Linked DNA regions of Homo sapiens: region 2 is linked to region 1. A link is an interaction called in ENCODE POLR2A ChIA-PET data of the cell type or tissue named here. Cell type or tissue: MCF 10A. All regions are shown on one strand. Links, peaks and the distances in the headings refer to the core of each region. The heading gives the core; the rest is flanking DNA.

Region 1 (2,922 bases), core at 207-2,706:
TGTTCCAACCTCTGTCTGTTACCCAGTTCCAAAGTTGCTTCCACATTTTCGGGTATCTTTTCAGCAGCACCCCACTTTACTGGTACCAATTTACTGTATTATTCAGTTTTCATGCTTCTGATAAAGACATACCCAAGACTGGGCAATTTACAAAAGAAAGAAGTTTAATGGACTTACAGTTTCACATAGCTGGGGAGGCCTCACAATTATGGCAGAAGGCAAGGAGGAGCAAGTCATGTCTTACATGGATGGCAGCAGGCAAAGAGAGAGCTTGTGCAGGGAAACTCTCATTTTTAAAACCATCAAATCTTGTGAGACTCATTCACTATCACAAGAACAGCCCAGAAAAGATCTGCCCCCATAATTTAATCACCTCCCACTGGGTTCCTCCCATGACATATGAGAATTATGGGAGTTACAATTCAAGATGGGATTTGGGTGGGGACACAGAACAACCATATCATATACTAAACTCACAAGTTGTTGTAAGGATTAAACAAGAAAATACATTTACATTTTTGAGACGGTGCTTGGCAGATAGCACATGCTCAATAAATGGTAGCTATTATTATTAACATTGTATGAGGATTAGCTGCAGTCAGTAGAGAGTGAGATCTATCGGAGTAAATACATCTGACTGTATACTGCTAGTGAGGTAGTCAGAGGCCCCACTGAAGACAAAGATAAGGATCTGAAGAACTGACAGCTTGAGAATAAGTTTTCATATTGTTCCAAGGACAATAAAAAGATGGATTTAATACAGGGAAGTTATATGATCACTTGCCTATTTTAGAAAGTTTTGCTGCCACTGTTCATGTCTTGCCTGTTCTTCTACAAGGTACATTTCCAAGCTCCCTTGCAGTTAGGGGCCATATACCTAACTTTTGGCCAAGGGTTTGTATTAGTCTGGACTCACAAGAGAAACAGGACCAATAGGATGGATGGATAGATAGATAGACAGAAACAGATTTATTATAAGAAATTGTTTCCTGTGATTATAGAGGCTGGGAAGTCCAAAATCTGCAGTGTGAACTGGCAGGCAGAGGCTCAGGAGAGTCTATGATGCCAATGAAATGTGAAGGTAGTTTGCTGAAGAATTCCCTCTTGCTTGAGGAGGCTGGTCTTTTTGTTCTATTCAGGCCTTCAACTGATCGGATGAGCCTCATCTATATTATGGAGGGCAATCTTCTTTATGCAAAGTTCACTGTTTTAAATGTTAATGCCATTCAGAAACATCATCTAAGTTAACACATAAAATTAACCACCAAGGGTGTGTTGGGCAGAAGTGATGTGTGCCCCTTATAGGCAGGGGGTCTAACCCTCTTGTGTACAATCTTCCATGCTTTCTTCCTTTGCTACTTGGCAGGTGAGAGGTACAGTATCTAGAATAGGATGTAAACTCTAGGGGGATGAAGGAGCCACTAGGAAGAAGGAAGCAAGTCCTTAAAAGATTAGGTGGAATAGACATTTATCCACCTTTGTCTCTCATTGAATTGAGACGTGTGAGAAATAGGCAGATGTTGTGTTAAGCTTTGGGACTTAGGGGTTGTTTATTACAGCAGTTAGTATATCCTGACTGATGAATCATTCTGGCAGCAGGGAGGGCAATGTGTTGACACAGGTTAAGGCTACAGTCAGGAAGGCCAGCTAGGAATTTTTGGTACAAGTCCAGGCAAGAGATAATGCTGAGCTGGACTAGGTTGATGCAGCATGTGGACAGCAGATGTTTAAATTAATCATACTGTGAGTAGTAATAAGCATTTAGTGCTTTACCAAATTATCTCAGTGAACACTCCAAATTTCTATTTTTTCCAAGAAAAAGAATAAATTGACAGATTGTCCAGATTTATTCCACAATAAAGGAAAGTTATGAAATATGATGCTATTTCTGGTTTCTTATTTACAGTTAAGTTCATGTTCAACTTAACCAAAAGAATCTTAGGGAAAGTTGAAGTGATAATGCTTAATTAGGAGGTACATGGCAGTACAGTTAGAGTGAAGAAAAGAAGAAGTGAGACAGAGAAGTCTAAGAAGCAAATTCAAGGTGATATACCAAGTGGGCCACTGCTTATGGCTCTAAAAAAAAAAAAACACTGTACCTCAGAACAACCCAACAGATGGAAAATTGTGGGGGAAATTTATCTGTGAGCTCACTCATGTCTCCTGTCTCCTGTTGGCTAAAGGTCATTCCAGAGAAAATTTACAACATTGTTCCACTGCTTTAGAGGTGGAGCGAGGCCCAGAGATTCTGGATGTCTGGACAGCCTAGTATGACTTGCTGTGGCTGCAATTACTACAGAGAAAGCAGCCAATGGCCCACAAAATAGATGAGGCTGAAGAATCAGAGGAGACACTCAAGATGGGTTGATAAATCTGGTTTGGAACTCATCAGTGGTAGCTCTGATAAGGTTGTTAGCACACTTATCTATGAAGTACTTTAATTAAATAAAGGGTTATTTAATTGCCCATGTAGTGTGATAGTATTACTGCTATTTATGTGGAAATTAAACACAATAACAACAGCAATGTTTTACATTAGATTTCAGGAATGTGGGGTGACATTCCTTATGAGGTCTTAGCTTTAAGTTTATTCTTTTACTGAATGCACTGAGATGTAGCTCCTAAAGGTTGCGAACTCTGAATATCTGAGACAGGTCTCAGTTAATTTAGAGAGTTTATTTTGCCAAGTTTGAGGACATGCAGCCGTGACAGCCTCAGGAGTCCTGAAGACACGTGCCCAAGGTGGTCAGAGCACAGCTTGCTTTTATTCATTTTAGGGAGACGGGAGACATCAGTCAACATATGAAAGATGAACATTGGTTCCTTCTGGAAAAGTGGGACAATTGGAAGCAAAGGTGGGACAACTTCAAGCAGGGAGGGGACTTCCAGCTCATAGGTAGATAAGAAACAAATGGTTACATT
Region 2 (2,922 bases), core at 298-2,797, 230 kb before region 1:
TCAAGATTTAGAGCTCCTTTAAGCAGTTCTTGTAGTGGTGGCTTGGAAGTGGCAAATTCTCTCAACATTTGTTTGTCTGAAAAAGACTATTTTTTCTTCATGTATGATGCTTAGTTTCACTGCATACAAAATTCTTGGCTCATAATTGTTTTGTTTGAGGAGGCTGAAGGTACGTCCCCAATCCCTTCTAGCTTGTAGGGTTTCTGCTGAGAAATCTGCTGTTAATCTGATAGGTGTTCCTTTGTAGGTTACTTGGTGCTTCTGTCTTGTGGCTTTTAAGATTCTTTCCTTTGTCTTAACTTTGGATAACCTGATGACAATGTGGCTAGGCAAAGATCTTTTTGCAATGAATTTCCCAGGTGTCCTTTGTGCTTCTTGTACTTGGCTCTCTAGATCTCTCACAAGGCCAGGGAATTTTTCCTTAATTATTCCCTCAAACATGTTTTCCAGGCTTTTAGAATTCTCTTCTTCCTCAGGTACACCAATTTTTCTTAGGTTTGGTTGTTTAACATAATCCCAGACTTCTTGGAGGCTTTGTTTATATTTTCTTATTCTTTTCTCTTTGTCAGATTGGGTTAATTCAAAGACCTTGTCTTTGAGCTCTGAATTTCTTCCTTCTACTTGTTCAATTCTATTGCTGTGACTTTCCAGAGCATTTCAGATTTCTAAAAGTGTGTCCAAAGTTTCCTGAATTTTTATTGTTTTTTCTTTAAGTGATCTATATCCATGAATATTTCTCCCTTCACTTCTTGTATCAGTTTTTTGGATTTCTTTGCATTGGGCTTCACCTTTCTCTGGTCCCTCCCTGATTAGCTTATTAACTAACCTCCTGAATTCTTTTTTCAGGTAAATCAGGGATTTCTTCTTGGTTTGGATCCATTGCTGGTGAACAAGTGTGATTTTTTGGGGGTATTGAAGAGCCTGGTTTTGTCATATTACCAGGATTGGTTTTCTGGTTCTTTCTCATTTGGGTAGGCTCTGTCAGAGGGAAGGTCTAGGGCTGAAGGCTGTTGTTCAGGTTCTTTTGTCCCATGGGGTGTTCTCTTGATGTAGTACTGTCTCCCTTTTCCTATAGATGTGGCTTCCTGTGAGCTGAACTGCAGTGATTGTTGTCTCTCTTCTGGGTCTAGCCACCCAGCGAGTTTCCCAGCTCTGGGCTGGTACTGGGGTTTGTCTGCACAGAGTCCTGTGATGTGAACCATCTATGGGTCTCTCAGCTGTGGTTACCAGCACCTTTTCGGGTGGAACTGGCAGAAGGTGCAATGGGCTCTGTGAGGTTCCTTAGCTTTGGTGGTTTAATGCTCTATTTTTGTGCTGTTTGGCCTCCTGCCAGGAGGTGGCGCTTTCCAGAAAGCATCAGCTGCAGTAGTGTGGAGAGGGACTGGCAGTGGGTGTGGCCCTAGAACTCCCAAGATTATATGCCCTTTGTCTTGCACTACCGGGGTGGATAGGCTAGGACCACCAGGTGGGGGCAGGGCTGGGTGTGTCTGAGCTCAGACTCTCCATGGGCGGGTCTTGCTGCTGCTGCTGTGGGGGATAGGGTTGAGGTTCCCAGGTCACTGGACTTGTGTACCTAGCAGGATTATGGCTGCCTCTGCTGAGTCATGCAGGTTGTCAGGGAAGTGGGGGAAAGCCGGCAGTCACAGACCTCACCCAGCTCCCATGCAAACTGAAGGGCTGGTCTCACTCCCACCATGCCCTGGCCAACAGCCCAGAATCTGTTTCCAGGAGGAGGGTGAGATGGGCTTGAAAATTTGCCTGAGGCTATCCACCTCCCAGCTGGGAGAGAATAACGCTTTAGTTCTTCTCCTGCCTGTGAAGTCTGCATGCCTGATTCGTGCCCTCCCGAGTTCTTGCCCAGAGGCTTCTTGCCCTGTTCAAATTGTTACAAAGTTCAGCTAGAGAATTCCTTCTCCCTGTAGTTTCACCCCCTGCTCCTCTGGCCACCCTCCTGATGTGTGGTCCCAGGCAGGAACTGGCTGCTTAGGGACCCAGCGAGCTCCCAGGGCCTTTCTGCTGCTTCCTCTACCCCATATTTCACTCGGCTCTCTAACTGGACTCGGCACCAGGTAAAGTCGAAAACTTCTCCCTCAAACAGAACTTCGGTTTCTCCAGTGGGTGTGTGTGTCCAGGAGAGGTGGATCTTCCTTTCCCACTTCTATGGTTGGGACACTCACAGTATTTGGGGTGTCTCCCAGGTCCTGCAGGAGCAGTCTGCTTCCTTCAGAGGATCTGTAGTTCCTCTCGGTGTTGCTGGTTTGTTTTTGCAGTCAATGTATTTGACTTTTTAAAATTCTGGTCCAACGTATTTTAAATCCCCAATTCATGGGTTATAATCACAAAGACATAAGGATGAATTTGAGGCTCTGGAACTGAGCTCCTGGGTCTCTGTCTTGCCTGATCCTCTTAGCTGGAGGCAGAGTCAGAGCTCTGGGTTTAGGTCACTTGAGCAGGTACAGAATAGTGTGAGTGATGGATGGGTTAATATGCCTACCATCTCTTCTCTTAAGCACCAGGTGGGGAGAAGACCAAGCAGGGAGATGTCAAGTCCTCATGTCAGGGGCATTTGAACTAGAGTGACTCCATCTTGAATGGGGGCTAGGTAAAATAAGGCTGAGACCTGCTGGGCTGCATTCCCAGGAGGTTAAGGCATTCTTAGTCACAGGATGAGATAGGAAGTCAGCACAAGATACAGTTAACAAAGACCTTGCTGATAAAATAGCATGTGGTAAAGAAGCTGGCCAAATCCCACCAATGCCAAGATGGCGACAAAAGTGACTTCTGATCACTTTCATTATATGCTAATTGTCATTACACACTAATTAGAATGTATTAACATCCTAAAAGACATACCCACCAGCACAACAACAGTTTACAAATGCCATGGGAATGTCAGGGCAATCTAAAAAAAGGGGGAACCCT

The links. ChIA-PET counts read pairs that join two places held together with the same protein. Peaks named below come from ENCODE experiments on the same cell type or tissue, not always from the same donor. Only the 100,000 strongest peaks of a DNase experiment are listed, where the experiment ranks them.
Region 2: POLR2A ChIA-PET joins it to region 1 with 45 read pairs; 6 of 35 experiments call an interaction of 5 or more read pairs at or near these places.

The regions. Positions count from the first base shown.
Region 1 is chr21:17,920,131-17,923,052 of GRCh38, forward strand. It overlaps a transcript of CHODL not described here. Among named protein-coding and RNA genes, the nearest start is that of LINC03147, 36 kb to the left of the region's middle. In MCF 10A, for the core only: no CTCF peak of the experiment used is centred there; a DNase peak (open chromatin) is centred at 1,631.
Region 2 is chr21:17,687,686-17,690,607 of GRCh38, forward strand. No RefSeq gene overlaps it. Among named protein-coding and RNA genes, the nearest start is that of BTG3, 76 kb to the left of the region's middle. RefSeq lists an enhancer at 697-1,599. In MCF 10A, for the core only: a CTCF peak has its summit at 1,334 (motif pointing right); a DNase peak (open chromatin) is centred at 1,716.